Regions from separate parts of the Mus musculus genome. Here regions 1 and 2 are each linked to region 3. The links are chromatin loops, found by intact Hi-C in ENCODE. Cell type or tissue: left cerebral cortex. All regions are shown on one strand. Each heading gives the region's core, and the rest is flanking DNA. Links, peaks and the distances in the headings are about the cores only.

Region 1 (10,995 bases), core at 1,569-9,568, 170 kb before region 3:
GTGTTCCTTCCTTTGACATCTCTGTGATTTGCAAAGTCCTTAGCCTTTTTGTATTTCCTCTTCCTTACCTGTAAAGTGAGACCATTGCCCGGACTAATTTGAGTCCCAGTGCTGTTTTGAGGATATAATGAGAAAGCACAGCAATGCATTTAACTCCAGAGCCTGGTACATAACAAAAGTCCAGTGAGGTTTAATGGTTCTTAATGGTCAGTGGGGCCATTTCCAGTAGGAACAGAGATAACTGGGGCACATCAAGAGACACCAAAGAGAAGAAAATAACAGAGATAATGGTGGCCTAATCAAAAATGGTGTGAGGTTGAACAGAAGGTCCAGGCTGAAGCTCTTGTGTCCAAGTGGGCATCTGGCTCAAGGATGCTGCCGTGGATGATGGTGGACCAGGCACAGGTAGGGAATCAGAGTGTGTGTGTGTGTGTGGGGGGGGGACTGTTGAACTGTGATGGTGATTGCTTTTATTTTTGCTCTTTTGACTCAAAGTGCTTTTGAAGTTCCCACCAAGCCAGATCAAATAGATGTTGGTTGAATATATTTTGAGACATTTGGCTCAGGGGCAACTTTGAGGAGTAATTCATGGAATCCAAGAGATGGACTGTGCTCCCGAGGATACATTTAGAAAGAGGGAAGGAAGCCCTAGGGTTGATCCCTGGAAGATATGAACAAAGAAGACACCTTCTCATTTCATTTGTCACTTGCATTGTAAGTGCTCATTTAAGGTCAGTGCTGTATACTTCCATTACACTGAAAATTCTGTGCAGGCAGTCACTACAGCCAACCTTCTCACCATTGCATCTTCGAAGAGGAACACAGAGATGATGCATGGCCCCATTCAATAAATATCTCCAGTTGAATCAATAAATGAAAGGCATGTTATGAATCAAGGATGGCAAGCCTAGCTTATAGGAAGAATATATCGAAGGTCCATGGAAGTCTGAGCATGAAGATAATGAGGATTTAAAAATATACCTGGGACTAGAGGGGTAGCTCAGCAGTTAAGAGCCCTGTCTGCTCTTGCAGAGGTCCTGGGTTCAGTTCCCAGCACTCACATGGCAGCTCACAACCACCTGTAACTACAATTCCAGGGGTTCCTAGCCTCCAAAGCCACATATGCATATGGTATACAGACACATGCACACAAAACACTCATATACTAAAAGTTAGATAAATTAATTTTATAAAATAAATGTGCAGTCATTGTCACAGAATTTATAAGAATGGACTATGTAAATAGGAATGAAAATTGGAATAATTAATTCTAAGATGAACTTTAATAGAGTTATCAAGTTATGGTTATTTGATGACAATAATGTTGAGGTTATAAAAATGAGACTTATGAAATGATAATATTAATTAAGTATAAGAAAGAGACTGGGTTATAGCTCAGTTGGAAGAGTGCTTGCCTAGCATGCACAGGAATTAGGTACCATCCCCAACATCTTGGCACGCTCAAGAGAACTCAGGATGGTAGTAAAATAATCAGAAGTTCAGGGTCATCCTTGGCTACATAGTGAGTTCAACACTAGTCTGGGATACATGAGATTGTGCCAATAGATAAGTAAGTAAGTAAATAAACATCTAATTACATCTATAGCTTCGCGTCATTCAAGTATACTCTTGTCTGGTAACACATTCCTTGCTGGCCCAACTGTCTACAGTGAGAGCGTCCACACAAGACCATCATAGCCTGTATCCATTACTTTTCTACTATTGTGATAAAAACACTACGGCTGAGGCAATTTAGAGAAGAGTTTATTTGGGCTTACATTTCTGTGTTTGATTCCTTAACAGTGGATCAAAAGTATGGCAACCGAAGCAGAAAGCTGAGGGCTCACACACCTTGAGCCACACAACCAATGGCAGACTAGAAATGGTGTGACTCCGTAAGCTCTCTAAGCCTGCCACCAGTGATGCATTTCCTCCAACAAGGCACGCCCTCCAAGCCTCACCAACCAAGGCCTCCAACTGGGAACCAAGCATTCAAATGCCTGAAACTGTGGGCAGCATCTCATTCAAACAGCACAGGGCACTGCCTGGGATAGTCCTTTTACATATTTACATCCGTGTTCCTTTTACAAATACCCCTCTTAGCATGCTGGGACATAGACATTAAAGCAAGATGAGCAAGATTAACAAGCTTCAAAGTTGACTTCATACCCTGGATTTAGGCTCCATGGAAATTGTGACAGTCAATGATCTCTTTGCTAAGTTCAATAGTTAGCCCCTGTGTCTGTGCTCACTTGGCCTGTTGGTACCATTTTTGAAGTTGCCGTTTATTCTGGCTTTTGTGAAGCTTTTTCTCACTGCCTACTTTACCTTCTGCCTTGTTGACGATAGGCCCCCTTAGTCTTGTTCGATGGCCCCATATTACCTCTAAACACTGAAGTGCCCCAGAGTTCTGCACTTGGATCTCTTCTATCTACATTCCCTGGTGATCTCATCAAATCTCTGGCTTAAAATGCCACCTGTATGCTGAACTCACGTTTTGATCGCAAGCCTGAGCGTTCTGCCCGGCTTTCGAGTCATGTAAACAATTTCACACTGACATTTGCTTTAGGATGGCAATTTGGCATCTCAAATCATAGCACACATAAACCGCCACCTCCTGCTCCCCTAGGAAAGCAGCTCTTCCCACACCCTTCCCATCCTACTGGGCGGCTTGGTCTACTTAGGGGCTCAAGCCAACACACGCGTATCTTTCACTGACTGCTTCTTCTCAGAGCCCACAGGTGAGCTGTCAGGCAGTCTTTAATGGTGAATAGATTGGACTTCCGGTGCTTTACTGCATCGTTAGTCTCATCCTCTTCAAGCAAGTCAGCTTCCGGTCAGTACCTGAGAGAACAAGCTTAGCGAAAGAAAAGGTTCACGCGGCTGCTGGGTCAGCAGTTTCAGCCTGTGGTCTCCTTGCCCGATGCTTTGGGACTGTGGCAGTCCAGCGCACTATGGCAGGAGCTAGCGGCTGAGGATGCCCGTTCGCCTTATGCTAATCAGAAAGCAAAGAAAGAGACAAGGGTCCGAGGACTCACTATTCCCTTCAAGGCATGACCTCAAAGACGGAACTTCTTCTAATTGTGTTCTTCCCCTCAAATTTTCAGCAACTCCATGTAGTGCCATTACAGGCTGGTGACCTGTCCTTTAGCACACAAGTCTTGATTCAAGATATAGCAACTACCAACTCCATCCGTGCCTTGGGTGTGTCTTGCTTGGAGAGATTTAGAACTGAAACGTAATATGCGTGTTTTCTCACCTTCTCTCCTCTGAGCTTGGTTTAAAGCAGAAGCTATGAGCGCCTGTTGGCTATCGCTGCTCTCTCTTCTACTCCTGTCTTATCTCTGTCTCACCCACGAGCACTGTCAAAAAGCAGAAGTGGCCTCTTCAACCCAGATCTCAGTTTCAATCTCTCTCTCCCTCCCTTTCTCTCTCTCCCTCTCCATCCCCCTCCCTCCCTCTTTCGCCATCCCCCTCCCTCCTTCCCTCTCTCTCTCCCCACCCACTCCTCACACACGCACGCGCGAGCGCGCCACACAGCAGCCTCCTCAAGGCTTTAAAACTTGCCAGATACTTGTTTGTTCCTTCTAGCAGGAAGACCCCTTCTCCCCCGCGTGCCGCGCATAGATTCAGAACTCTTTCACTTTTTTCTCTAGCTCACTGCTGTAACATAGGACGTAGGAGAGGTACCTCAGGCTCCAGTGAGCCAGCCCCAGCACGTGACAGTACACTTGTGTGGACCACTTTGAGATCTGTACGGGTCTCAAGATTAATCTCCTCAAATCTTTAACACTTCTGATAACACTGCAGCATCCACTGGGAGGCGGGTACCTGTGTTTCTGCCTTTCTTTAGTAAGATCCCTTCCCAGCAGAGCTCAGAGAGAGCACTGTGACCTCAGAGTGTAGGATGTAGACGTGAGGCAATGTTAGCCAGTGAGCATCCTCCCCATGCTCTCTCGAAGGACGCTGACTGCAGCCATGTGCTTGCCCAGAAAGACAGCCCTTACAGCCAGCCCTTCACCTCAGAAGTAGATCACAGGAAATTCTATTCAAATACATCCTGTGATAACCATGATGTGATGGTTCATGCCTGTAATGCCTTTAATTCTAGCACCCAGGATGCTCAGATAAGAGGATCACAACATGTTTGAGGCTATCCTGGGGTATATATTGAGTTCCTTGATAGCCTGAGCTACAGAGACCTTGTCTCAAAAAACCCCAAACTCCAGTGAGGAAAGGAGGGAGGGAGGAACACACATACACACACACACACACACACACACACACACACACAGAGAGAGAGTGAGAGAGAGAGAGAGAGAGAGAGAGAGAGAGAGAGAGAGCATGAGTGAGCCCAAGTGAATAAGATACAGTTTCTAGTTGAGAAGGAACAGGCAGACTCATACATCTGAAGAGAAAAAGGAGAGAAAACCTTGATGAGTCCACTTATCAAAACCTACAATTGCGAGAGCTTATCGATCCGAGGTGACTGGTTTCTTTTTAAAGGCGTTAGGGAACATCTGCTGTTTGGAGACACTTCAAAGGTAATCTGAATAGGGATCGATACATGTTCTCAGCCCCGAGCCTATCTGCTTACTCAAACGTGAATAAAGATGAAAGGGGATGCGAAAACCGGAGTTTATGCTTGAAGTGTACCAGCTCCAAGTCAGACGATTTTATATGAATTAGATCCTATAATCCTCACATCTCTCAAATGAAATATTCTTGGTTAAGAAAGTGAGGCTAGGTAAATGGACTTTGTTCTTTCTTACCGCTGAGCCTTCTACAATGCAGGCACAGGGAACAGGTTAGAGGAATTTGAGGGGCCGCCCACAGAGGAGGTGACTGCAGACAAGTCTACTGAGTATTTTGTTTAACTAACTCCCAGCTTGCTTCCTCCCTTTCCTCTGCAAGGGCCTGTTTCCAAACGGAGACAGTTAGCGAATCCCTCTTTCAGCCACTAGAGGGCAGACGCGGAATAAAAAGTTACCCAGGTACCCAAGGTCCTGGCCTGGGCTTTGCTTTGGGCCATGGCTGGCGACAGTGTACATCTTCGGCCCCTTTTCAGGTCACAAATTCCTCCTGGGTCCCTTCCATTTCATCCTTGGCATAGCCGTGTCAATGTTTGTTTGTTTGTTTGTTTGTTTGTTTGTTTGTTTCTAAGCCATCTTCATCTTACAAGGTTGCTTATTAACTACAGAGAGATGATTTTTATTTTACCGCCACGGCAATCTTAGACTGCAAAGGCTTGCTGAATTTGGGGAAGGCATCGATTCCTGATGGCAAATTGAGTTCATGGGGAAAAGCAACCCAAAGACAGAACATGGCTTTGGGGGGGATCTATCTTGCAGGCTTAACCCTAATCCCAAACAGCTGTTCAAGAACTAGTAATGAAACTGAAGGCCCTTGGCCACATACTACATACCATGTGACTAGGATCAAGGTTTTCCTGAAAGGGTTAACCGGGGTTACTGTTGCATTTTAAACATGAAATGAAGCTAGAGACGTTAACTTTGAGACCCGCTATTTTTTCGATTAAACCACAGGATGCCGGGGGAGGCGTTGGTTTAATTTCTGAACTCATTCCACCACACCTTGCCACAGCCACCAGATCTAAAACCAGGAGGAAAACCAAGCCAAAGTCAGGCTAGGACATGGCTCCACTAGCAAAGCGCTCACCAGACAAGCACGAGGACTTATATTTCATTGCCAGAACCCAAAGAAAAAGTTGGGCATTTTGGCACATGCTTTTAATCCCAGAACTGAGAAGACAGAGGCAGGAGGATTCCTGGAGTTCACTGGCCAGCTTGGTTTACTTTCGTCAACTCTAAGCCAATGAGAGACCCTGTGATGGTTTGAATATGCTCGACCCAGGGAGTGGCAGGATTAGAAGGTGTGGCCTTGATGGAGCAGGTGTGGCACTGTGGGTGTAGACTTTAAGACCCACATCCTAGGTGCCTGGAAGCCAGTATTCTGCTAGCAGCCTTCAGATGAAGATGTAGAACTCTCAGCTCCTCCTGCACCATGCCTGCCTGGATGCTGCCTCCATCCCACCTTGATGATAATTGATTGAATCTCTGAACCTGTAAGCCAGCCCCAATTAAATGTTGTCCTTATAAGAGTTGCCTTGGTCATGGTGTCTGTTCACAGCAGTAAAACCCTAAGACAGACCCTGTCTCAAAAACAAACAAACAAACAAACAAACAAAATGGATGGAGCCTCCCAGGCCTCCGCAGGCTTGCCAACACATACATACTACATGCATGCAAGCTCCTCTCACACATCCATGTGCATGCACATACACAAAATTAAAGGCAAAAGAGATGTCACCTCACAATCAAATTCTGGGGTGAAAAAATGCGCTCAACTCACCAAGTTTGCAGAGTTTGAGCAACTTATGAATGACAAAGAGTTGGAAGAATACTTCCAGGCCTACTGTTACAGGAAAACTGACCTTAAGTGTGTCACTAAAATGGCCTCTCCAGTCTCACTGGTGAAACGTCTACCAAGGTGCCCTAAAAACATCTTAGCAAGACAATGGGCAAATACTGGTCTAAAACCTCATACCCTTAGAATTCTACAGCCTGGGGCCAAACTCACCCCATCCACATTTCCAGACCAGCTCCCCACAACCCCAAGGCTCCGCTTCCCAATAAAGGGTGTTCTCACAGAAAGGGAGTCATTTCCTCTTATCCTTTCAACACCATCTAGCAGACAGTAATTCTGTGTCATTCAATGGGCTTAATAGGCACATTTTATGAACAAGAATTGTTCTACAGGCAAGGCTTCAAAGGAAAAGAAAACCCAGGCCTATATCTTTGTGAAATTAAATAATCTATTAGAATCCTAATAGAGACAGAACAAGACCAGAAAAAATCCCAGTAGGTGATGTGGCGGGTTGTACCTTATCGTGACTATACAATCCTATAAGGTCTCTAGACAACGCAGAGAAAAGTATTCAAATTAGGAGGATCAAGGGAAGCTTTGCAAAGGAGTTGGGATTTAACCAGCCTTTGGGAGATCAAAGAAATGTTCATAAGACAGAAGAATATATATGCATACGTGCTGCAAGCATCTGTAGTTTTGTGTAACTGACCAGTGTGACTTGGGGGTTGGGTCAGGGAAGTGGGATTCTGTAAAGGGTAGTGGTAGGCACACACGTGGTTTCCTGTAATGCCAAAAAAAGGAGTGGATACCCTTGTCTTCTCAAAGAGAACAGTCCGTTCTGACACACCAGGCATTGAGTACCGGTTAAGGCGAAACCTCCCTCTGGGTAAACTTACAGTAGAACCTCCTGGACCTGAGAGATTTACTTCATGAATGTCTGCCGGAAAGATCTCTTGATGTCCCTCATCTGGGTTCATTAAACTCTTTTCTTCTGCTGCATAAAACAGCCACCCACCTTCTAAAACCTTGACTAATGTTTCCCAGAAGAGAACTAGTCATTTCACATGCTGTAACTAAATATATCATCACCCTGGCCTGTCTTTCAGAGCTCACCTCCTACTCCACCCCCCACAGCCCCAAAGACTGCAGATCTCCCATCCTCCACCCTCGTCAGACATCTTGGTATATTCTTTGTGTCAAACTGTGCTTGTTAAAAATTGAACCCTTTTCATCCAATGTGGCTGCTCACTGCCTCTGGTTTTACAGGAAGGAAAATCCACTGCCGCCATTTACCAGGAACATCTCCAAGGTCCAGCCTCCTATCGCACAGGGCAGATGATAACTGTATGATGGAAAAAATATGTGACAAACAAATAAACAAACAAAGGTCACAAAACCTTTTTTGAACAGTAGCCCAGGAGCTCCAGGGAAGGATTCATTTGTTCTTGGTGTCCTCTTTTGCTAGCTATGATCAGGTGACAACACTTCAAACAACATAGAATGTCCCTGCTCTCTATTGTTCTGAAGAGCCCCTATGACCAAGGCAACCTATAGAAGAGTTTACTGGGTCTCACAGTTCTAGAGGGTTAGCGGTCATGGCCATCATGACAGGGAGCATGGCAGCCGGGAGGCATGGCTGGAGCAGCAGCTGAGCGATTACATCCTTATCTACAAATAGGAGGCAGAGAGCTAACTGGAAATGGCATGGGGCACACCCACCTCCCTCAACAAGGCCAAGCCTTCCTAACTGGACCGACAAATGGGGAACCAAGTATTCAAACATACGTGTCTAGGGAGGCCGTTCTCATTCCAACCACCGCATACAGGGTCTCAACGTTTCAAGAAGACGCTCACTGATTGCGTTCCCTGAGTCGATGATGCATCCAGTTTTCCCAAGGCTACAGATGCTGAGGAGACTCAGCCACACTCTCTAGGGATCTGCTCCCATAGGATATTTTGTGAAGTTTCTGTCACAGCGAGGAGGAGGCTTGGCTAAATCTCAACTGACTTTTTAGAATCCCACCCAGGCTTAAAATTGAGATATAGGCTGAATTATGTCACCACCACCACCCCCCAAACTTACACATTGAAGTCCTATGATGTAATAATACCTGAGAATATGACTTCATTCAGAGAGAAGGCTGCAAAGAGATGACCTCAGTAAAATGAGATGTTCAGGAAGGATGGCATGTAATGTAGCCAAGTGTCCTTATAAAGGGAAACCATGTGAGAGTCCAGGGAGAAGGGTGACTAGTCCTGAGTTTTCTTTGTCGCTCTCTTTTCTCCCTGCACTGTAGACAGTTCTCCCCTGGGGACACTGGGCATCAAGGAGCGACTCACTTTCTCTTATCTCTACTAGATGAGAGTCAAGCTGCACGGTATTCAGCACACACTTCGGAAGCTCAATAACTATGTCCAGAAACAGTAACTATTGACAACCCACCATCATAGCCTCCATTGTCCTCCTTACACTGAAGACAGGAAGGCTTTGATCCTCCACACTTCTAATCTTTTTCTCATAAAATCTCATTTCCTCACCCTGTCCTAAAGAGCCCTGCTCTGGAGGTTGTATTCCAGCTGTGTGCACCCCCCTGGACTCCGTAGACCTGTCAGAATCGCCTCTGCTTCCACATGCTGAGCCTTCTCCTTGATCTCTAGTTTTGACCCTTCTCACTTCCCTCCTCTCCTTTGCTATCCCGAGTCTGTGTTTCAGCATCCCCATTCCACATCAATCCCTATGCCCTGGCCTACCCACTGCACGGACCACACCCTTGCGTGACATCACCTCCACTTTCTCAGTGCCAGTACTGGAGTAGGCAAGCCCTGAGCTCAAATCTATGCAGGGTATTTCTGTGCAGACTTTTCTGATGTTTTCGTTCTGAGATGCTGCTCAAATTAGAAGATGTTTACAGAACATCTGGTCTGATCGAATGTCTAATTATTACAGCAACAACACTGACGTCCCCGCACCCTTCTAGAAGCCTAAAGTTTTGGCTGGACGCCTATAGAAGATATTGGGAAGAGTGTCAGCTTTTCCTGTGGATCAAAAGTACCAGCAGGGGAGTTAACATATCTCTCAGAGGTCTGATTATAATCTGTGTTCCTGGTCTTTGATGTGGAATTGTGACACAGAATAGCGACCGAGTCTCCAGCCCACCTCTTGCCCTGTGGGTTTCAGATTCAAGACTTGCGACCTCAGCTCTTGTCTGAGTTCCCAGCCGCCTGCCTGGCAGATGTCAGACGTGCCACTCCATAATCATGAGCACCAATTTCTTAAAACAAGCCCAGTAATCAGGGTCTGTCTTGGAGGACTCTGATTGCATTTATCTTGAGGCGTGCCTTCAAGCAGCATGGCCCTTTCATTTGCAGAAACATTTGTCTATGGCTGGTTGTTTTCCTCCTAGGGAAGTCAGGCAATACAATCGACCCAGCATCCAGAGTTCTAGGAGAACTTAAAGTGTTCTTTCACACTATAAACACATACCATCTTCAGATCTTTTTTTTTTTTTTAATGTAATAAGAACAGGAGAAATGCTCACAATGTAATAGCAGATGCAGAGTCTCTAAACCCTACCTGCCTCGTGCCAGGTACTCTGGGATTGCTGTTCAGATTAATTTTAAACTTCCTTTCAGTGAGGTATGTGTTGAATATTAAATTTTGTTTTAAGTTAAAAACAAGACCGGTGGAAAACATGAACATTGCCGTGCCACCAGACAGAAGACTTAGCAAGGTTGAAACAAGTTCAAACAAACAAACAAAAAAAACAAACAAAAAACAGGAATTCTCATAAATTGAGAACAGTAAGGGTTAGAACCAGCTCCCAGCCAGGGTCTACCTTTCCCGGAACATGTAACCACGACATCCCACTAGGAGGACTATGACAATCAGTCACCTGAAATTCTCACCTATGCAAAAAGCATCCCTCATATCTCAGAGTGAGCATCCCTAATATCTCAGGGAAGCATCAACCCCTGGATCCCATCCCTCCCCAAAACGTTAAGGTCCCTATCAACCCAATGAATAAAGTGCACGAGATATCCCACCAAGAATCATCTGAGGATGCCTGGCATATTGAGCTGTAACAGTCCAGGGAAGAGTTTTCTTTCCCAAAGCATTCATCGCTGGACCTTGGCTTCACCTAGTGGCTCCAGCTCCAGCTTCTAGTGACTCGCTGTGTTCATCACTGTTGGGGCTGTGACTAGAGCAGAAGAGACATGGCTGCCTGCCCTCGAAGAGCAGCAACACTTTGGCCGTTCCAGCTAGCTCAGAGCCCCTCAGGATCTATCATCCTGGCATGGTCTAAGAATCCTGGGACTGTGCTCTGCCTTCCCTGTGCAGCCTGCTGGCTGCACTCTGGTACGCAATCTGACCACTGGTGCCAAGACGTGGGGCACAAACAGCTGATGCGCCACAACTGATACCAAGGGAATTCAACGAGACCTCTGATTTGATGGGAGGTGAAAGCTCCCTGTCTCTGAAGAGAGACTAGCAACCTGTCCTTCTCCTCCTTGGTTCTCACTCTGCGTCATCGCACGGATTTGGAAAAGCTAGAGAGACAACTGATGCCTTCTGGCCAGAGCTACTCTCTGGTGTGGGCTGAAGGTCCC
Region 2 (10,995 bases), core at 956-8,955, 340 kb before region 3:
AAGCTACAGGAAGCCTTTAGAGGTTGGGAGTTGGTGGGTAGGGGTGGGGGGGAAGGAAGCAAAGCCCAGCAAAGACACCAGGTGGTGAGAGGACTATTTAAAGAAGGGTCTTGCTGAAAGATAAATGGATCCCCAAGTGGGAATGCAGCCGCAGATGTGGACAACGTTGATGGAGCAGCCCGGCGACTTAGGGCGACTCAGGGCTCTGTGGCAGGATCGACAGAGAGCCGAGACTGTGACGTAACAAGAGGGCTGGAAAGCACAGACGTGGAAACCCGGGAAGATTTCAGAGCAAGGAGACCAGGAAGACAACAGAGAACTCGGCTAGAATGTAGACGTGGTGGGACAAGGGAGATGCGCAAAGAGGATCTCACCGGAAGTGAACCTATGCAGCAGTGACGTCATCGAATGCCTACCAGGCCACGCCAACTGTGGTCAGGCCACTGTGCTGTAAGACAGCAGAATGTGCCCCTTCTGTTCTGGCGATTTCTATCAATCTCCTCCCTTCCCGGATTCTCGTCAGCCTCTAGCAACAATTATTCCACCTTCAAGTAAATTCTCACAACTTCTACATTAGAGCATGTGTATTATGTTTGTCTTTGCGCCTGGAAGATAGGCGCGAACACACACACCAAGCGTGAGGAGACGTGAAGGGCAGGGAAATTCAAATGATCCTTGCTTTGACTGGTACTCCACGGACTCCTCACACCGACCCCTATTGATGGGAACAATCAACACATGTCAGACGTAAAACTAAGGCTGACAAAAAGGGTATTAAAGGACTTGCTTGTGAAGAAAAGAAAAATGTACCAAAGTATTTGTTGATTCTGATGATTTGAACATCGCATCGTGGGCACATACAGATACATCACATGGTCCCCATACAATTTTTACAAGCCAATTAGAAAGGTGAAATCAAAATGAAAGCAAAAAACAAACAAACAAAAAACCACAACAAAACCAGACAAGCCTCCTACTTAGGAGTCGGAGAGAAGGGAGCAGGAGGTGTCACCAGGAACAGAGGCAAGGGGCCAAATTGTGACTGGTGGGCAGGAGGACAGGGAAGAAAGGAAGGCTGGGATTCTGTCCCTTGTCACTGAACACATTGGAACGGCCCTTTGCTTCACAACCTGGCTAGTGCAATTTCTTTCTAGTGTTAACCTTTCAAAAGGCTCTTTATCATGTGAATGCTAAATTAATTGTTTTTGGAGGGCATTTTGTATATTCAGAACACTTCTAGGTCTCTTTCTCCTCTGGAAGTATAGCCACAAGAAATTAACGTACTGTAAATTAAGCACACGGGGGAAAAAAAAGAATTGTTTCCACGCAATTTCCCCGCCCCCCTCATACCTTCATTAGTGTTTCCCTTGTAAAACAAACACATTGATTCTGCTTAATTAGCAAGTTACACATTTACTGAATAAGTAAAAGATGGAGTTTGGGGACGCTGACTCGTTCTAAAAGCTCCGTGAGTTTATGATTGCATAACTACCTTACCCCAGATAATTTGTTACTAGCTGAATTTTATTTGAGACTGCAATTTTTTTTTTTTTAAGATTTAAAAAGCACGCAGCTTTTCATTATTAGCGTCCCAGTTTTGTGTCTTGGGTTCAAGTGGAAGGTATTCTGAAAGTCTTTCCTGCAGTTGCCTGTGCCTCTTCACATGCACCTGCAGCAGAATGTGCAGAGCTACGCCTCTGGAGGTTACACACCTGAGGATGCAGTGACTTTGGGGTCCCAGCTCGCTCACCCCAAGCAGGCTCTGTTTTTGCCTCAAGCGAGCAAACTTATTTTTTCCATTACTGGCGAGAAAGATTTTCAAGAGGATTGGGTTGAAGTACAGTTGATTTTCACAGCTGGGCACAGCATGGATGCAATTGTGTGAAATTAAAATGTAGTTGGAGAAGCGTTTCTGTAGTCCTAGCGATGCAGTTAAATGACCCATGGTTTGGAAAGCACCCCCTTAAGGCCTAGGCGCAATTTGGCCACTAGGGGGACCTCAAACACTGCTGACTGCAGAATGGAGCCAGGGCTCTGCTTCGAAGAAGGATCACATTTATTAAGGAGCAGCAAATGACTTGAGGCTATAACCGGTGGAAGTTATCAAGCAGGATTCTCCATACTTGAGACTTTAATTTTCTGCCTAAGCACACTGTTTGAGTTTAACTGTTTTGAGTTAACACTGCCCCTATCCATTCATTAAAAGTCTTTTTAGGGTGGTTTGGGGCCGGTTAGCAAAACTCATGAAGTGGCGTTAGTTAGGTTGTGAAGGTTGGAGCTGTTGGCTAATGCATTAAGACAGTAAATGTCACTTACTTCTTAAGCACTTGAGTGACCGTGGCCCAAAGAGAAAACAGTCAATCATGTGGCTTACTTATACTGCCCTAAAAAAAATGACCAACCACTCAGACTTAACTTCTGAAAGCAAGTTTTACTCTGAGGGGAAAAAAAAAATTAATAATGGCCTTTGTTTGGTCGTGACAGAGAGCCTTACTATTTTAACTGTCAAGAATTGTATGAGGAAACGCAAAATCTCTGGCAATCACTAAACAAATAATTACAATTTCATAAGATGTCAGGACGACACGTTGCACTTCTATAGTGAGTTACTGTAAATAGAAAGGTTTAAAATGAGGGAAAGTAACACAAACTTCAAAAAATAAAACGGAGCAGAGGACTGAACTATTTTTAGGTCCAAGATATAAATCTGAAGTCAGGCATTTAGAAAGATCCAAAATGATCTTTTTCTTCTCCCTTTCTCTCCCACTTTTCAGAGCCCAGTGCACTACAGCAAAACCATACGCAGTCGCTTCGAAGTGATTGGGGGGTCAGAAAGGCCAGCGCAAGCCTACTCAAGTGCACAGAATGGGTAATTTGGTGAGCGGTGGTTAGAGTTTGGAGCACCGGTTAAAGATTCCAAGGACTCTTTCAATCACTCATTCTTAGCCATCCTCCAAAATTGAATATTATGACTAAAGACAGAACACAGGCTTCTGCTTTTAGATCTTAAATCAAATCAGACCCCTGTTTCTAAAGCTGTGGTTTCCTGAGAGAAGAATTTATTGTTTCTTTTTAGAGAATAGATTTGCATGCAGGAGAGGTTAGAATGCAAAATTGAAACTGCTCTGGGTACATGGGGGGTGGATAAGGCCTTTGATGAACGATGTGGAACAAAGTTTTAGTGTTGTTACAAGTTCAAAATAAAATTTTAAACATTTAAAAATCTTTTGGTAGTTGTCCTTAAATACTGTATTTTATGCTCGGAAGTTACATTTGATTGTCCTAAGCGGCGCGTTTTGCTTAAAGATGAAAACTGCTCACTTGTATCTTATTTAATTAAATTGATTTTTTAAAAGAGGCTAATGATAGTTTCAAATTCCAATATTTATTCTGAAAAGTTTGAAAGAAAAGCTATGAACTCATTTTGAACCAAAGTAATAATGAGCTCCTGTGCCCTGGACAGCAATAGGAAGTGTATAAACTTGTGGCAAAATTAGGTTTTTACTTTAGTTGTTTGTAGCCCTAAACACATGAAAGTCACTGGGTGGGAAGTGAGAACTTCACACCAACTTTCTAAATCTCAGAGTAGGTAAGAAAGTTATATCGAGTATATGTTTTTATATTTTAATAACTTTTATATAGGTGAACTCAGACATTTTTGGATTTGCTTGTGGTTTGCAGTCCCCAGTTTAGATTAACAAAAACAAACAAATATACCAAAAAAACCCAAACTCCAAACCCCATAACCACTAACAATCAATTACACTCATTTTATGAGCATATTCAAACAGGTTGAGTTTATACAAACGCATCTTTTAGTTTATGAATATCCTCCCTTGCTCTCAGAAGCACTTGCCCCTGCTCGAATTGATATGTCAACACTGATTTAGAAAATACAACCCATCTTTAGTTCTAACACATAAAAAGTCACGTTTCTGGGAGATACATACTGCATTTGAAAACTGCTGGGCTCCTCGGTGTGCCAGACAAATTAACGACCATTTCTGCGGATGCACAGCGGGATGTCTATCTTCCAAACACCGCACAGAGTCTCTTGTAAACATCACAGAACTACATAACGATTTTCTAATCTCTGGGAACCCTATGTCACTTGTAGCGAGAGAGCGGCAGCCTTACCTTTGACCTCTGTCAGAAGGATGACATGAAGTAGGAGCCACATTGCGGCCGGTGTGCGCTCGAGAGGTGTCCGGTGTCAGAGGAAAGAGCTGTAGATTTGCAGCATTGAGTTCGTAGACGTGTCCTTGCTTCTCAGAAGGAGTTTTGATAGTCTGGTGCCTCCCATGTGTCTGAGCATGCTCAGCTGAAACCTCCTTGGCACGAAGGGACACCGACGCTTGTCACTGGGGAGTCCGCTTCTCTTTCCGTCCTTTCCTTCTCTAGCTTTGCTTTCTTTTAAAAGTAGACTGGTGTTTCTGAACATTACATTCATCACGGTGTAAGAAGGGTAAGGTGTAAGAAAAGAGAGAGGTAAATAGCTCTCTAGCCTTATTAATAAGCAACATTTAATAGCTTAATATTTTTTTTCTCAAAGCACCTGGAGTGACTTGCACCCATTCTTAAAATCTAAACATAATACAAATTCCAGAGTGTGAAGGACCGTACATCTACCGTGGACCAACTGGGAAACTCTTTAGAAGCAGTTTTCATACAAGAAGCAACTGAGAGATGCGTCCTCATTGACACACACGGAGGACTGTGTGGAGGACCATACTGAGATGTTTTCAAGTGACATTCAGCAGAGGTGAGCGTTACAAGTGTGGCCTTGTGTTCGCCGGGGGAAGCATCCACCTAATACTTTGAATTTTACTTACTTTTCCCCATAATCACAGTCTCGCTTTAAAGCACAGAACTCCCCCACAATGCATGAAATCCGGAGTCCCACATCTACTCAAAGTCACTGTGACTTTCTTCCCCCCTCACACCCCAAAGATAGCTTTTTAACCAGTCCGCTTTGTGTAGGGACTCCCGTTGATCCCAGTGCGATCCTAAAGAACATCCCAAAAAGACAAGTAGGATTTTCTTGTCCGAGTACAGACTTCTTTTTTCACTACCTGGGAAGTGTCGGTGGAGAAAGGGTCCTAGTGTGGATTAGAGCGGAGGGTTTGGGAGCGGATGCAAAGGCTGTCTGAGGCTTGCTTGCAGTGACTGGCTGCTGGCAGCTGGGGCCAGCCTCGCTCTGTCTTTCCTTCCAGTTTTTGATAGGATACGGATTCAAACAGAATTAGAGATATACAATATTTTATTTATCACGTAATGAAGTTGGTTCTTCTGCCATTTTAAGAAGTGACTTAAATTTCTTTCAATGCTCTCCCTTGATACAGGACCAAAGGAAAAGGAATCAGGAAAAGAAATGCTCGAAGATCTTCTCTTAGGTTTAAAGAAACTTTTGTTGTTATTGTTGTTCACTGAACTTGAGGTCTTTTAAGATAGCCTCCACAACTCCCTCCCCAACCTCCCCAAACAAAGAAACTCCAACAAAACAAAAAACAACCCCCCCACTGTCACTTAAAAAACCCCCACCCTGTTGATTAAATGACCCTATATTTGTGTTCTGCCAAGATGACGGACGCTGAGATCTGGTGTTAAAGTCTAAAGCATAAACTCTAAAATGCAACTAAATACCATTAATTGGCCACCACAAGGCAATATTTGAAGTTTAAATATATCTCCCACAAGGATATATCTTCAGAGAAAGAAAACGGTGTCTAGACTTCAAAGAATTTAGTTTAGAATTCTGCATTAATATCAAAGGCCAAGCTTAATATCTTCTGAAATTGCAAAAGCCAGCTCATCGGTTCCCACCAGGGCCGCTCAGAGTTAATCTTTGAAATGTTAGCCCAGGAAGAGTCCGAATTCAACAACTATAAATAATAATTAAGACCTCCTCCAGCTCATTACTGACATTTGAAGGCAGAAAGCCTGAGCGTTTGGATGTGTTTGTGGTTAATGCATTTTAAATCTGCCCGGCATCCTGGGGGGTGCACGCTGACCTTTGACCTGCAACGGGAGAGGTTGAAATTCACACAGGCTGAAGATGTAACTAAGTTAAGCAGGGCGAATGGATTCAGACCCGAGAGGCAAACTCAGCAGGGAGATTTCAGGGCCGGCTTCATGCAGAGCTAGAATGGAAGGCCTGGCAAATTGGTTCAGAGAAGTACACATGTACTTTATTGATCTTGTCTTGAATCAACTCACTCTTATTGTTGTTACAATCACCCGTCGGCAGTGCCTGTACTTTTTGATACGAATACTGCAAGATTTCATGTAAATACGTGTCTTATTATCCACTACAATGCACTGGGGTTCTTACAAATGGAGGGGAGTTTATGTATTGAAAGTTTAGGTACCTGATTCTGTCTGAATAGGGGGTCTGTGTTCCCTATAAAATGCTGTTGAATTGAAAAGTCAATCCTCTCTCTTTGAGAAACTTACTGATCAAACAAGCTGTTAGGCGATGTCTTTTGATCAGCCCCCCCACCCCATTCATTTCCTTCTTCTCACCTTTTAGTGGCGCTTTGAGAATTCTGTACAGTGTATTTTGATCACGTTCATCCCCTTACACCAACTTTTTGTAGACATACATTCCCAACCTTGTGTCCTCTTTTTTATTTTAAACCCAAGTCCAGGTCGTGTGGTGCGGTGTGTGGCCATCCTCGGGGCTGTGCTTGACCTAACCGGGGCCGCACCACTAAAGAAAACTGATTTCTTTCTGCCAGTACCTGTCGATTGTCCGTAGTTCCTTAGTGGACGTGGGGACTCCACTCTTCATGCCTGGACTTTGTCTGGCTTCTTTATGGCTTTAGAGTGCCCCACTGTCTTGGTTCACCGCATTTTCTTCATCCATTTACACGTCGCTGGGCCTTTAGGCTGAGTCCCTACAGGTATCTCTGTAGTAATCTGACCTCAGCTCTCTCCAGTCTGTCTTCAGAGAGGGAGGGGGTGGCCTGTGTGCTGCTTGGTTTCATCAACTCACAGAACCACTTGGAAGCAGCCAGATTAAAAGGGTGTGCAGAAGGAAGATGGCTGTCATCTGCTTGCTTGGTCTGTCCTTCCCCTCTCCCGAGACTGCTGATTTATGGTTACTCCTGACACCAAGCTTTGCCGTGCTTCCATCACTGACTAGGGATCAGTGGCTCTCTGAGTGGTCTTTCTCTGTCTCTGTCTGTCTATCTCTGTGCGTCTCTCTGTTCTCTGTGACTCTGTCTCTTTCTTTCTCTGTCTCCTTCCCTCCTTCTTTTCTCTCTTTCTTTCTCTTTACCTGTCTGTCTGTCTGTCTGCCTCCCCCCTCCCTCAGGATCTCACTATGCAGTCATGGCTGGCTTCTTGCTCTTGGAGAGCCTGCCTCTGCCTCCTGAGTGCTAGGATTAAAGGTATATACATCACCACCACTGGTCTGGTGTTTGTTTTTGTGGGTTTGTGTGTGTGTGTTGTTTGCTTTTTTTTTTTTTAACAATATGGGTAATTCAGGATCTCAGTGAGGTTTTGATTTGCATTTTCCTAGTGGCTAACAGATATCCAGCACTTTCTCAGATATGTAATGGCTGTTAAATACACTATCTGTTGCTTTGGTTTCAAACCATCCAAATTTAAATTTATTTTGGTGAAAGATGCAACCAGGCAGGCCTTTTCTCTTGTGTTTGTTGAGAAGTCATTCTACGCAGTCCAAATGTTCATTATAGAGAGACTGTACAATATTCTGTCACTGAAGACGATAACATTTCAGCCTGGAAAGATGGCATAGCTGTTAAGAGCCCTGGCTGCTTTTCAGAGGACCTGGGCTTGAATCTCAGTACCACATGGCAGCTCCCAACCATTTGTAACCATGGCATCTGATACTGTCTCTAACCTCTGTAGGCACCAGGCATACACATGGTACACATACATACATTCAGGGAAAATACTCACATGTATAAAATAAATATAAAACCAAACAAAAACAAAATAATAATTTTTAAAAAAGACATCTTTTCTGGTGGCTAGTGGAAGATAAATACCCCCCCCCCGTTTTTTTTTTTTTTTTTTGAGACAGGGTTTCTCTGTATAGCCCTGGATGTCCTGGAACTCACTTTGTAGACCAGATTGGCCTTGAACTCAGAAATCTGCCTGCCTCTGCCTCCCGAGTGCTGGGATTAAAGACGTGTGCCACCATGCCCGGCAAATACTCCCATTTAAATTAAATTTAAAAAAAGATAAAATTACAAATATAACTTACCTATGCTCAGAAAAGTTTGAATTTAATATCACTTCAGAATTATGTATGACTTTACTACTAGTTAGCTATAATATTTACCATCTTGCCAAACTTTTTCTGTCCTTTTCTTTTCTTCTTTTTCTTTTCTTTCTTTCTTTTTCTTTTTCTGAGACAGGGTTTTTCTCTGTAGCCCTGGTTGTCCTGGAAGGTGCTCTCTAGACCAGAGATCTGCCTGTATCAGCCTCCTGAGTGTTGGCATTAAAGGCACGAGCCACCAGCACCTAGCATGCCAAGCTGGGCTTTCCATCAAGGCTTTTGCTAAATTTCCTCTTATAGTCAGTGTTCTATGGCTTGTAAACCATGACCAAGGCAATTTTTATAAAAGAAAGTATCTAATTGGGGGCTGGCTTACGGTTTCAGGAGTTTAGTTGATTATCATCATGGTAGGGGGCACAACAGCAGAGAGAGAGAGAGAGAGACAGACAGACAGACAGACAGAGAGACAGAGAGAGACAGACAGAGAGACAAGATCTGCCATGGGCTATTGAAACCACAAATCCCACCCCCAATGATGCACTTTCTCCAACAAGGCCACACCTCCTAATCCTTCCAATCCTTTCAAACAGCTCCATTTCCTGGAGACCCAGCATTACAATATATAAGCCTGTGGGGAACTTTCTTATTCAAACCATCACCCCCCCCACCCCCATCCCCCGTGCCTAAGGGTGGTACAGGCATGGAAACACCACTACAGAGTCTGCTCCCTTTTATCACAAATTTGGCCCATTAGCAATTTAATATCATTTTCTGTTTGTAAAGGGCTAGCTGATATCCCACGCATAATTACATAACTAGGTAAGACTTTTCCTCACAAAACTGGATTTATACAATAACTACAGCTAGAAATCCAAAGCTTACAGCAGCGAGCTGATGATGGCAGTAGTCACCTGGGTAATTTACTCACCGTAAGTTATGGGGGTAAAAAAAAAAATCCATGTAACTCTGTTCTGCAGCTATGGTATCTGTGATTATAATTACATGTTAGCTTCTCAGTGTGGAGGCCATGAATGAATTCATTAGTCACTAAAATTGATACTTTATATAACCCTCTCATAAATGGCCACAGACTTACTGGCAGAAGAAATGTAAGCTAACACAATCCCATCAGCCTTTGTGTCTGTTAGTTGAGCAAACCCGTCACCCAGTCTTGTATAGTCAAGAGGATCCACGCATACTCACTGTGCTGTTCCAAATCTAAAATAATTTAAGTCACGTTCAGCTCCAGTTATCTGGAATTGTCACTCTTGGCGAGAGCTGCTATTAGGCACACACAGCCAGAGCAAAACCTGTTATCCAGGCATCCACTGCTGGTGGAGTGGTGGAATAAGTATTCTAAAAGCCTCTGCACTTCGAGATACCAGCAGCTACATTAAGGAAATTGGATTACCTTTCTGGAGACAAGGAAATGAAGTCCAAAGGGAAAGAAAGACAAAAATGTGCTGGAATGTTTACAGAGAGCAGTAAGCTAATACAAAAGGCTAGGCCATCTGATAAATAGACGTGGATACTAGAATTGCATCCCCTAGTCTTCAAGTCACTGGCCGGTTCTGAGAGCTCACCCACAGTCCCTCTAAGGACTCTGAAAGGTGGAGACACAAGAAGTACAAACTCCCCAGGAAAATACCCTCAAGTTAGTTTCCCACACTTTAATGTCACACATTTTAATGTCAGCCAAATATTAGCTCATTATCAAAGGTCAATGAAACACACACAGGTAAGAAACAACAATGATAGATTTGAACCCTAAACACTTTGGCTGTTGAGGTGATTGGGTTTGGAATATTAAATGTCTTAACGGGGCCATAGGTGGAATCATAGAAGAAGAAAGAAAGAATTAACCATGCAAAAGAACCACAGAGAGTTCAGCGAGCTGGCTCAGCAGTTTAGGGCACTGGTTGCTCTTCTAGAGGATTCAGGTTCGATTTGCAGCACCCACAGGGTGTCTCATAACTGTAGTTGCACTTCTATGGGATTCCTACGCCATCTTCTGGCTGTTGTGGATACTGTACACACATGGTACACAGACATACATGTAGGCAAACACTCATACACACACACACACACACACACACACACACACACACACACACACACACACACAAATAAAATCAAGTAAAACCTTTTAAGAAGAACCACAGAGATGTTAAGAAGTGAATAATATATTTCTGAGACTTAAGAACTCAAACAACAGACCATGCAGTTCAGAGGAAAGAATGAAAAATTTCAATAGATAATGAATCAAAATGCCTACAGAGCGAGCTCAGTAGAAATGAAGAAGAGATAATATTCCAGAGGCTCGGGACCAAGAGAGAACTAGTAAAACACAAGGCTCTGTGAATATGCAAACAGCTAGTGAGCATAAGTCTACCTGTAGACATTTGGTCTTTGAAATTATGGCTTTATAAAAAGATAGATGTTTAGAAAAGCCCAAATTCTAATGTGTGCAGGCTTGTCAACAACAGCATCAGACGTCAGAATAAGCGTGGCCATACTCAAAGTTCTGAGAGAAAGTGAACTAAAAATGGTACATAGAACTGCTTTTATTACATTTTTTTAAAATTGTGTGCACATGTGTGTATGTACATGTGGGTGCAAGTAACTGGGGAGCCCAGAATAAGGTAGGGGATCCTTTGGAGCTGTAGTTACAGGGGGTTGTGAGCCACCTAACATGGGCACTTGCATGAGTCCCCTGATAGAGCAGTGCACACTTTTAACCACAGGGC
Region 3 (10,995 bases), core at 940-8,939:
ACATCCCTCACTCTAGATGATACACAGGTGATCCTGTGACATCCAAAAAAGCCTCTTGCCATTAACAAGAGCTATTTTGTTGAGAACTGCCGCACCAGACCAGGTGGAAGGCAAGGATCCCCCTGCAGCACATCCTCAAAGCATCCTGAATGTCCAGTTTAATTACCGAATGTCACTTTTCCTCTTACACAGTCATCTCCACACCACAAGAGTGGAGCTAGCTCATTCTGAGACATCTCAGTACTCAGCACACAGTGGGTCCTCAAAAGTAGCCTTTTGAATAATGAAGCTCCAAATAGTCTTTCTGTTTAACAGTCTTCCTGTGGATTTTGGAATCCGCTCTGTCTAGCAATTCAAATGTGTTCCCCACCACACACACTGAATGGGGAAGGACTTTGAGGTCATGCTATCTGTTAGGGTTTGACTGTGGGCTACAGGCAAAGGTCATAGGGTCAACTCCAGGGCCAAGCAGATCATGCCAGAGGCGGGTCCCAAATGACAATGAACCTATCTGGAGAATTAAAACCACTGTCAGCGATATCTACGAGTGGCTTAAGAAATGGAAAGGAGACATTGCAAAATCAAAAGCAAACAAACAAACAATAAACAAACAAACAAACAAAACCCACGCACAAAATGCTGAACTAGGTTTGACTCTGTCTTAACATGTCTAACTCACGGCAATGAAAAGAATCCAAGCAAGACTTGGCTCAGAAGGAAAAGAAATCACCCCAATTTGGCAGGTGCTAAGAAATACAATCTTGGCTCACTCGGGGAAGAGAGACAGGGATGTGAAAGATAAAAGCTAATAGCTATTATTCTACCATTGGTGTGGGTCTTCTTTTCCACAGAGGTATCAATTAAGATTGGTTTTGGCTGCATACAATCTCCTGCAATACAAGGCTGGAGGAAGGTGACAGACAGGGATGCTGTGGTGTTCCACATCCATCTGGTACCCAGGCTGCTTTCTCCTCTCTACCTGATTCCTGTTTTCTTGGTGATCTCATGGCTACAATGTGGCTTTCAGAACTCCAGCCATCAGATCCACACAACTCAGGGAGAAGGGTAAGCCCCAACGGTCTATATCCTAGCTGCACCAGACACTTTAAATGAGTGTCCCCATAATCCTTATAGATATCTCATTGGCCATCCCAGTTTGCAAGAGCCATTGAGAAATATCTCATAACATCATCACTGTTGTCCCTCCACCCATCCTTTTAAACCCCATACAATTCAAACAAGCCTAGCTAGACAAAGAAAAGCCAAAGGCTACAAGGTAGACAGCAGTTCCTTCTCTGGCAGATTCAGTATGTTAAAACCATACGAGACAGCAAAATTCCCAGGCGTCTATCAAGTCCCTGCTCCATGTTTTATATAAAACAATGTAGGCTCAAAGCCACTAAAAGGCCACAGAGCTCACGAATGGTGACTAAGGAGCTGTAAATCTCCCTCTGGAACTCATTCCAGACGCTAGGACTGAAGCTGCCACGACTTCCTGTCTGCATACATGCAGGCAGGTTTAAAATGAAATTTCTATATTGACTTTCCTAAAATAAAATATAAAATGAATGTGCTAGCTTGGGAGGAAACTACCCAGTCAGACCACTCTTACAGGGGTGGATAAAAGCCCCTTCCAAACTATCAGGATAATTTAATGACTCACAAATCACCTTACTTACAATGGGATTCTGAGTGGAGGCCGCATTTCAATGGCCCTCTCCCCATATCAAAGTACAGAACAATAAACACCAGGTATGAAAGAAAGAAGGGGCTTGTTCCCGTACTAACTCATGGAAGCCAGTTCACAAGACTGTGTCTCACAGGGGCTTGGATTTTTTTTTTAAGATTGATTTTATCTTGCCTGGCACCTATAGAGGTCAGAAGAGGGCATCAGAACCCCCTGAACTGGAGTCACAGATGGTCATGATTCACCATGTGGGTGCTGGGAACTGAACCCAGGTCCTCTGCAGGAGCAGCTAGTGAGTGCTCTTAACTGCTAAGCCATCTCCCCAGCCTCTCATGGAAACCTTTTAAGGGGTTTTATGCCTCATTTACTATACTTATCTATGGATGTCGTGAGGCTCGGAGATATCTCTAAAAACATGTTGACATTTTAGTTCTTTCTGAATGTCCTTTCCTGTGTTATCATCACATCAAATATCCCCTTAAGAGTATTAAAAAGATATGAAAATACTAATGTGCCTTTCAGCCTATATGCTGCATCTGCAGTATACAAATATTATTATTAAATGCAATGCTATAAACAGAACGCCAATTTCAGCCATCACCCACCCAGCTGGTTAGCTGCAAAGCCTACGGGCAGTAAAGCAGGCGTTGGAAGCAGCGTTTCCCAGCCCTCTTGCCTGCTTTTCTCCAGGACTCAACAAAGCTTTCTCCAACCCATGATCTCTGGCCAAAATTCCTCATGATCAATTGCTACCTTCTGGGTCCAAGGTGCCCTAACATTTTAAATTACAGTGTTGCCAAATTAATCATGTGGGTGAGCAATTAATTACAAGCTAATCTTGCTCAATTTTCTCACACTTAGTGAGCACCAGAAGAAATGCCAGGGGTACACAGAAGCAAAACAAAAAACGTCCTTATTCGGAAAGCATAAATCCAAATCCAAACGAGCTGTCAAGGCTCTCGTGGACTACATCTTTCCCTAAACTGAGCCATTCTGCCATTTCTAAAACTGAAATTCTGCCTTTTCACAGACAAGTCAGGGTTAGGGAAAAGTATTAGGACAAGCTGCAAAGAGTCTTTTTTTTTTTTTTTTTTAACCCACGCTTTCAAACTTGAACAAATATCATAAAGAGTCATTCGCAATGACTTTATAACTTTTTTTCCACATCATCTTAGCTGAAAGGGGGAGGAAACGGCCTCCAGAAAACGGGAAGAAAGGAACAGGCAACTGGACTGCCTGGGACCAGTTCTCTGATTTTCCCGGAGGCCTCAAGGTTCCGCGGGGCACCCCGGTCCTCCCTCCCCTCCTTGCCCAACTGCATTAGGAGGAAGGCAGGCCAAGTTTGTAGGTTCCTAGGGAGTGGTACACAAAGAGAGGAGGTCTCTGGGAAATTGCAGGAGCTGAGGGTACAGGGTGGGGGTGACGCAAGGGATACGGGGAGGGGGGCGCGCCTTGGGGCGTGCTAATGGCTGTATCAGGGTTCTGTAAAGCTGGGTAGGGTCTCAAGGAACACACGATGGGATGCATGGAGTATTTAAGGCAAAACGGTGTGTGCTTGACTGGGGCGATGGGCGGGGGTGGGGGTGGGGTGTAGATAGTGGGACACCGGTCATGCACAGCAGGAGATCCAGGGTACATACGGAGGAGTGGGAAAAGGGGTGCCCATGGCCGAGTGCAGGTTGTCCACAACAGGAGGTACAGGGTGCACAGGGCGGAACACGGGGGATGCACAAGGTAGAGAGCGGGGTGCACACAGTGGGATGCGGGGTATGCACGGTGAGGTGGGATACGGTATTCAAGGTCGGGAGGGGTGAAACTTGGGATATGCACCTCCAGGCACTGGGAATGCACATGGAGGATCGAGGGGTGTGCACAAGGTGGGGCGCGGGGATGCACATCTAGGGGTATGGGATGCACAACTATGGGACCCATGAGTGCACAGCTGTGGGACACAGGGGCACACGGTAGAGAGCAGGGGGTGTACGGCCGGGCACGGAGTAAGCACAAGCAGAGGGTGCACACGGTGGGGCGCACGGAGTGTACACAGTGGGGCGCAGAGTGCACACGGCGGGCCGTGGCATGAATGCCGTGGGGCGTAGGATAGCTACGGTGGAGTGCGGAGTGCACACCGCGGAGCGCGGCAAGCATTCGGCGGGGCGCTGGGGGCGCACAGGGCGGGGTGCTCATAGTGGGGCGCGAGGTGTGCACCGCAGGGCGCACGGGCGGCGCGCAGGGGCGGGAAAGGCGCGGCCTCTTGTAAAGTTTCTAGCAGTTGCGCGGCTCTGGCTCCCGACCCGGCCGCGCCCTCCCCACCAGCCCGCGTGCCCCGGCGGAAGGAGGCGGAGATGGAGAGGGCGCGGGCCGAGGGTGGCGCCACTAGAGGGCGCTGCGGCCGGGACGGGGCGGGACGGGGCGGGCGGCAGCCGGAACCGCGCGGGGGTGGCCAGCAGCCCCGGGACTCCCTCCCCGCGCCCGCCCGGGCCGCTCGCTACTTACCCGCGGAGCAGCTGAACAGCGCCAGCAGCGCGGGAGGCCGCATCCCGGAGGCAGAGGCTCCGCGCCCTTCCCGGAGCCGAGCTGCGCGGACGCCCTGCGCGCCTGACCCTTCTCGCGCTCCCCTCCTCCTTCCCGGCGCCGCGCCGGCTCGGGCTGCGCCCTCTGGCGGCCGGGATCGGGAGCGCCCCGGTGTACGCTCGCAACCGGCGCGGTTGTAGGTGGTCCTGCTGCCCAGCTGGACCGCGCCCTCCTCTGGGCATCTGACCTCAGAGCTTCTTTTCTGACCCTCTGACAAACTCTGCCGTCATGCCCTTCGCTTCCCAGAACTTCTTTCCCCATCCCTAGCAGTAGATCACCCTTACTGTCCTCAAAGTGAAGGAAGAAGGATCGTTTTTTTCTTCCCTGCTAATGGACTATCTTCAGTTTTTATAAAAAGCAAAATCGATAATTCAACTCTTAATATTGTTGGCACCGATGTTCTACTTTGATGAAGGTGTTTTTAATCAGCTCAACTAATTTACTTAATATCCTCTTCTTAAATGGAATTTGATTAATAGCTTTGGCCCGGAGTTTTGCTCTTAATAGATGTTGGTGTAAAGCTAAATTTTTATTAATGTTATTTTGAGTGTTCACTGTGATGGAAGAGAGAGGGTATTCAAGATACTTGATGAAAATGAATCAATTAAGAACACAGAGAAGAGTGAGGTGGAAAAGTCACATAAGCAGAGTTCCTTCCAGCACAGAATCCTGAAGGGTCTCCCTCCCACCCTGGAAGAGTTCCACCTGAGGACCTTACAGTTACATTGTAGTGAACCAAAGAGGGAAACAATTACAGGGAAGAATTAGAGGGACCCTTCCCAGAAACACAGTTTCTCCTGCATCTCCAAGGATGTAAAAAAGACTGACTGAGCAACCCTGGCTTGTGTTTAGATGATGCGAGGCTAGAGGGCAGCTAGAGTTGCCTTTCAGCCACTGTGGTCACAGGACAAATGACTCACCGAACATCTCCCCCAACCACAGGTAGTAAAACTCTAGGGCAAGCCTGCTCATAAAGACTTTGGCAGTCATATTTCTTAGTTTCTGTGTGTTTCTTGTTGACTGGTGCCAGTCTCTTGACTGATGAAGACCAGCGCTACAGTTTTTCCAAATTCTTGGTTGGCTGCTTTAACTCCTTGGGCTTTCTTGGGAAGTTCTAAAGCTGATAGACAGTTTCCCATTGCTAAAGTTTTCTAGCATTCTCCTAGGAAATATTCCTTCCCTTTGTTAGACACCGTACCTATAAACAAGATGTAAATAGAGAGAAAAATCTAGTAGCCAAGTAACACAACTGAGGACCCTACTTTGGTAGCAAACAACTTTGAGGGCTTAGTGGATCAGACTTTTCATTGAAATTATCCTGGAAGGATGGAGAGGTGACTCAGTGATTAAGACCATGTACTACTCTCCTGGAGGGCCTGAGTTCCATTCCTACATCCACATTTGTTGGCTTATGACTGCCAGTAACTCAAACTCCAGAGTGGCCGATCCGATGATCCATCTGATGCCTCTGGCTTCTGCAGATACTGGCATCTCACGCACAGGCCTACACATAGGGTTACACATCTGCACATAAGTAAAAGTCAATCAAATACAAATTTTTAATTGAAATTTTCATCATGATCCAACATGACTGTATTCCAGGAGGAGTGTAGGAGATTGGACGGTAAGGGCGAGAGCCCATCCTTTAAGTAATAAACTTGCCTGTCTTCAGCATCTTCACAGAGGACAATGACAAATGACACATCACACAGCTCCATGACTCAAGTTTGAGGAAAGGACTGCCTTTCTGTGATTCTGGCCATATGATAAATAGACTCCCTGGGCGTCCTCCCCCATCACTAGGAGAAAAAGCTCTCAAAGCCAACCTGCTCGAAGTGGTACTGACAGACACACAATGAGGCTTGCCTGTGACACCCACTGTGAGGGGACAGTTTCCCACAGGAGAAAAATAAATCTCAGTTACTCCAAGAGAGTAACATGAGGAACAGCGGGCCATAGCTCCATTCCCATGGGATCCTCACCTCTTCATCTGAGTCGTCACCACCGTGCTAGTTTCTAGGACTGTCCAACTTTCCTTGTTTAAGGATAGGGTGAGAAGCCCCAGCTAGTACAAGCTATCTCCTGTCAAGAACCTCACAGAGAAAAAGATCAGACAGGCTGGTGGTTTTTAAAATTATTAAAATGTAAGTAACTTAAAGCAATCTGTACAACTACCCAAGGAAAACAACATAAGTACATATCCATACAGTCATTGGTAGCCAACCGTCTAATTAGCAACTTCTTTATGAATAGATGGTTTGTGATCTGAGGACAACAGCAGGCTCAAATGATCACGTACTGTTGGCTGACGGGCCTTGTGCAAGGCTGTGAGCCATATACGTGGCACTGAGCCCAAGAATTCCCTAGTCCAGTTAGAGAGACAGAAGAATGTCCATAACCTGCTGTGTAGTCGATGCTTTAGCACAGGCACACGAAAGGAACACTCTGGAGACATACAGCAATGTATGACACCTATCAAACCCTTTGGGGTTGATCATAAAACATAGAAATGACTTTTGTGTAACTTCTTCAGGGAGAAAGAGCAAGTGTCTGGGCTGAGAGAATGGGAAGGTCCAGCCCCAACAGAGATATACCATGCATGTGGTCCAGTCCACGTAAAGATATGGCATATGGCAGATCTATCAAAGGCTGTATGATGGACTAGGAGGAAGACTTCTGGGTGGGCTCCCTCCAGCCTGCTGCCTTTCTCTCAGGCCCCGAAATTCTGCTTCCTGTCTGGCAAAGGCCACTGGACAGGTTCAGATTCCTGCCTGTTCCTCCAGGCCTAGTTTCAGGCCTGAAATAAATTAGTAACGGGCACATTCCATTAATTTCCCACACCAGGAAGTGGCTTTCTGAGTGTGAAAGGATCTCAATGATTATTTCCTGCACCAAAGTCGGTTTCTGAAGGAGGACTACAAAATCGAGAAGTAGTTCTTTAGGACTTTGAACCATTAAATCAAATCTGTAACACAATACTTTAACGACTGGCTAGCTTTCCCTCGGCACAGAATCTGTACTCTGGCTGGGTAACAGGAGAAAAGTTATTCCACCAACCACCTTAACCTTCAAGGTAGTAAAAGGATCTTTAGCCTCCACGGAAGAAAGATGATACAGAAGAGACACAGCAAAAAGTTTCATCCTGGGGACACAGCCATGGGAAAATACTTGAATAATCTAAACTGATGTCTTCAAGAATCAAGGGTCTTATGTCATTCAACTTCCAAATGTATTCAAAAGCCATAGGCAGACGCAGTGTCCAACCAGACGCCCCACCAAGGCTTTTACCCAAAGAGAGTTCATCAAAGAATTCTCATAAACAACCAACTCCAAAACAAGAGCCAAGAAATACAACTCGGGTCACCTCCTCACCTCTAGAGGCAGCCCAAACAAGCCCCCAGAAATCTGAGGCCTTTTCACACCTGATTCACCATTCTCTTGACCTCTTGATGTTGTGCACGTGTAAAGGTGTCTGTTCACAGATGGGCCACTGTTACAGGGTATCTGAATCTGTCTCTGGTTAGGGTGTGGTTCAGTCCTTAGCACACACCTTTAATCTCAAACAGTGACGGTGAAGTTAGTTTGTAGAAGGAAGCATGCATGTTTAAAAGAGATGTCTAATTGGATGACAGAAAAAGTGACCAATGAGAGAAAGATTTGACAGAATAGGATACACCCAACTCTCAAGAGAAGAGAGAGGAAAGGGAAGCTACTTAAGGGAAAGACAGACAGCGCAGGAGGAAGAGAGTACAGGGCAGGAATACAGTAGAGTCCGTAGAGAGCAGTGCAGTAGAGTTGAGAGTGAGAGTGGAGCAGCCCAGAGAGGGAGAAGGAGGCAGTGTTACTGGGAGAGTTTTATAGAGACAGATTGAAGAGAGAACAAGCCAGACATGGGTAAAGACAGAAGGAGCAAGAGAATGAGAAGGAACCAGAAGATTAGAAAAGATTGCTAGAGTTAGTTTGAGGCCAAGCAGAGCAATTCAGAGGCTTCAAGAAAAGCCAAATTAAATAAGTCAGCTGGGAGAGGAGTTTGAGCCATAACAGCTGAGTTAAACCAGCCACCCAGAGCTCAGAAAGAGGGTGAGCTTATTCACCCTAGAAAGCATTCTAGGCCTATAAAAGATTTATGCAAAGGCTAGAAGCATCCAGGTCGAGGCCTGTGTTAGCAGCAGAGGCAGTCAGCCTCGGAGGTGACAACTGCATCCGGGAAATGAAAGTTACATTTACAGGCTACTTTCTAGGGCTTCTCATTAGAGCCAGATGATCCACTTGGCTGTGTGGTTCTCCTGTCCAAAGGCGGGACCCCTCTCAGCCCAGTGGTTGTAAAGACCAGAGATCCATCATGAAATGCAGAGCAGCAGGAGGTAAGGTACGTGATGCATTGATTTAGCAGCCAGTATGAAATTTGATGCTGTGACTAGCTGGTCATTTTTACATCAGCTGCTTGCAGATGTAGCACCTTGACTAAATAAAATGACCAAAATTGGTGGGAAACTGTTTTCCACAGACAAATGGTCATCAGGGAGCTCTCCAGACTCTCCTGTGACATGACAGTGGTGGGGGGAAGTGTATCACACCGGACGGAGTGACCAGGAGCCCATGTATGAGCATACACCCTCTGAGAAGCCGAGCAACAGAGTGAAGTGGAAGGACAAGGAAGAAGGGAAGTCATCGAATGAGGGTGGATGGTTTCAGGCAAGCTATGGCACACAAAGAAAGGCATTCCAAACAGAGGGGACAGGCAAGTGTTGGACTGAAAGCTGGAAACTGTAAGCATCCAGAGACAGGAGTTGAGTGAGCTCACAATGAAGCCAGCTAGGGCCACATCCTGGATGCCTCGCCAAGGAGGCTGGCCTTGGTGGAAGGGCACTGAGGTCAGTGGAGAAATTACTTGGCTGCCAGCAAGAATGCAGCTTCCACAGTGGGCCCCGTAGCTCTTGATGCCTGTCTTGTGCCCTAATTGCAGCCTCTCTCAGAGAAGCGATGAATAAATATTTCACGATGTGATGAAGTCACAGATGATGCCCGTGTGTACAGTGACTGAATGAATGGATGGTGCGGAAGAAAATCAATTCAGTGGTAATGTCAGGGTGGACCAGACAGAAGCCGAAGAGGAAAAAAAGACTAATTCATATGATAAATATGTGCCAAAGCCAAGCATTTTGGTGATTAATATAAATATTTTATTTCATTTAACCTTCAAAAAAATCCAAAAGACATAAGATGACTATTCTTATTTTTTCGAGGTTTCCTTTGATATGGGGTCTTACTGTGTATGAATCTCAGGCTGACTGGGAAGTTTTGAGCCTTCTATGGCAGACTCCCACTCTCTAGATAAGTTAGATGAGTCTCAGGAGGTTCCAACACCAGAAGCCAGAACTGCCTGTGATGGCAACTATGCTCTTTAATGGGGCAAGAGTTGTGAAATGGGAGGAAGGAGTCACGGTGACAGTGTGACAGAGGTCAGCTCTATTGCACTTGTGCGTGGACACTGGCTGATGCTGAAAGAGACAGCCCAGAAGGGGACCGATGAAGCAATTAATTAAAATGGGTATCTGCCAGAAGGATGAGGCAGTGGAGAAAGGGGAAGATCATAATCAACACTAGAGCGGGCGCGGGATGCCTTGCTCACAGTAGCCATTGCTGCATGGTGATGGTTGCCCTCACAGTATCCATTGCTGCATGGTTTTTGCTCTGGGGGCGTCTCATATACCAGGCACCACCCTAAGTGTGTAACCTGTTTTGTTACTCTTTCTTTCAATTCTCCAAACAGTTTTACTATTGCCATTGCTGTCTTAGCTGGTTTAATGTGCTAGATAGCTTTAATTGTTACTATAATCTACACTGGTAACTGTTAACTTAATACAATGTAACCTAACAAGGAAAGAGTCTCAGTCAGGCACTGTCTAGAGCAGGCTGACCTGGGGAAGTTCTGTGGGGGATTGTCTTGATTACATGAACTAATTAAGGTGGAGAGACCCAGCCCACCGTGGGCAGCACCATCCCCTAAGACTGTGTAAGAACAGAAAAGGCGTTGAGCGCAAGTACATATGTGTTCATTCTCTCTTTTCTTGACTGAGGTGGTGGTATGATGAGCTCCTGCTTGACTTCCCCACAATGATGGACTGTGACCTAGAATTGTAAGCCAAATAAACCCTTTGCTCCTAAGTTTTTTGGTTTTTTTGGGGGGTGGGGTGGGGGTATTCTGTCAAAGCAACAGGAACAACCCTGGGGTGGTTGAATAATTTCCTGAGGGGATTCCTGAGACCAATCCAAAGTATTATGTTTGCAAAGTGCAAACTATATTTTATAGCAATGCTAAAATGCTATCTTATGCAGGCTTTTCCAGCAATGGCACAGAAGCAACCACAAACAAAAGCAACAACCAAGGGTGTGTGACACCAGGCTGGACCAGGAAAGAGTGAGGAGCCAAGTTGTAGGTCCTTGATAAAGCAGTAGAAATCACCAGGTCTATTAAATTACACCTTTCAATACACATTTTGTTGTTGTTGTGTAGTTTATGTGACAAGTTGAGGGGTAGGCATGAATGTCCTTGCATGTCATGGCTAACAAGAGGTCCCTTGAAAAAGCACTTTGCAAACCTACCTGAGTTATAATATAAGTTCTACTAGCTGCTTATTTGTGGGAAAATTAGGTATGACTCAGAGAAAGGCCAAAACAAAAACACAAAAAACTACCACCAACAACAACAACAACAATAGCAGCAGCAGCAG

Evidence for each region. Peaks named below come from ENCODE experiments on the same cell type or tissue, not always from the same donor. Only the 100,000 strongest peaks of a DNase experiment are listed, where the experiment ranks them.
Region 1: a loop joins it to region 3, with 2.3 times the contacts of the local background. A loop is called at or near these places in 2 of 42 quality-filtered maps.
Region 2: it touches region 3 in a loop (2.3-fold over the local background); 4 of 42 quality-filtered maps call a loop at or near these places.

Annotation. Positions count from the first base shown.
Region 1 is chr5:149,845,158-149,856,152 of GRCm38, reverse strand. It overlaps 4930500F04Rik (RIKEN cDNA 4930500F04 gene), which reads right to left and starts at 8,406. Exons shown (of 4, transcript NR_045758.1): 1 at 8,173-8,406; 2 at 7,681-7,729; 3 at 3,260-3,362. In left cerebral cortex, for the core only: a CTCF peak has its summit at 4,961 (motif pointing right); DNase peaks (open chromatin) are centred at 4,948 and 7,487.
Region 2 is chr5:150,012,053-150,023,047 of GRCm38, reverse strand. It overlaps Rxfp2 (relaxin/insulin-like family peptide receptor 2), which reads right to left and starts at 4,373. Exons shown (of 18, transcript NM_080468.2): 1 at 4,138-4,373. The coding sequence starts at 4,180. In left cerebral cortex, for the core only: CTCF peaks have their summits at 1,981 (motif pointing right) and 5,171; DNase peaks (open chromatin) are centred at 1,990 and 5,169.
Region 3 is chr5:149,671,568-149,682,562 of GRCm38, reverse strand. It overlaps B3glct (beta-3-glucosyltransferase), which reads right to left and starts at 4,333. Exons shown (of 15, transcript NM_001081204.2): 1 at 4,184-4,333. The coding sequence starts at 4,226. In left cerebral cortex, for the core only: CTCF peaks have their summits at 4,135 and 4,335 (motif pointing left); DNase peaks (open chromatin) are centred at 1,025, 2,438 and 4,277; H3K4me3 peaks cover 1,887 bases; H3K27ac peaks cover 712 bases.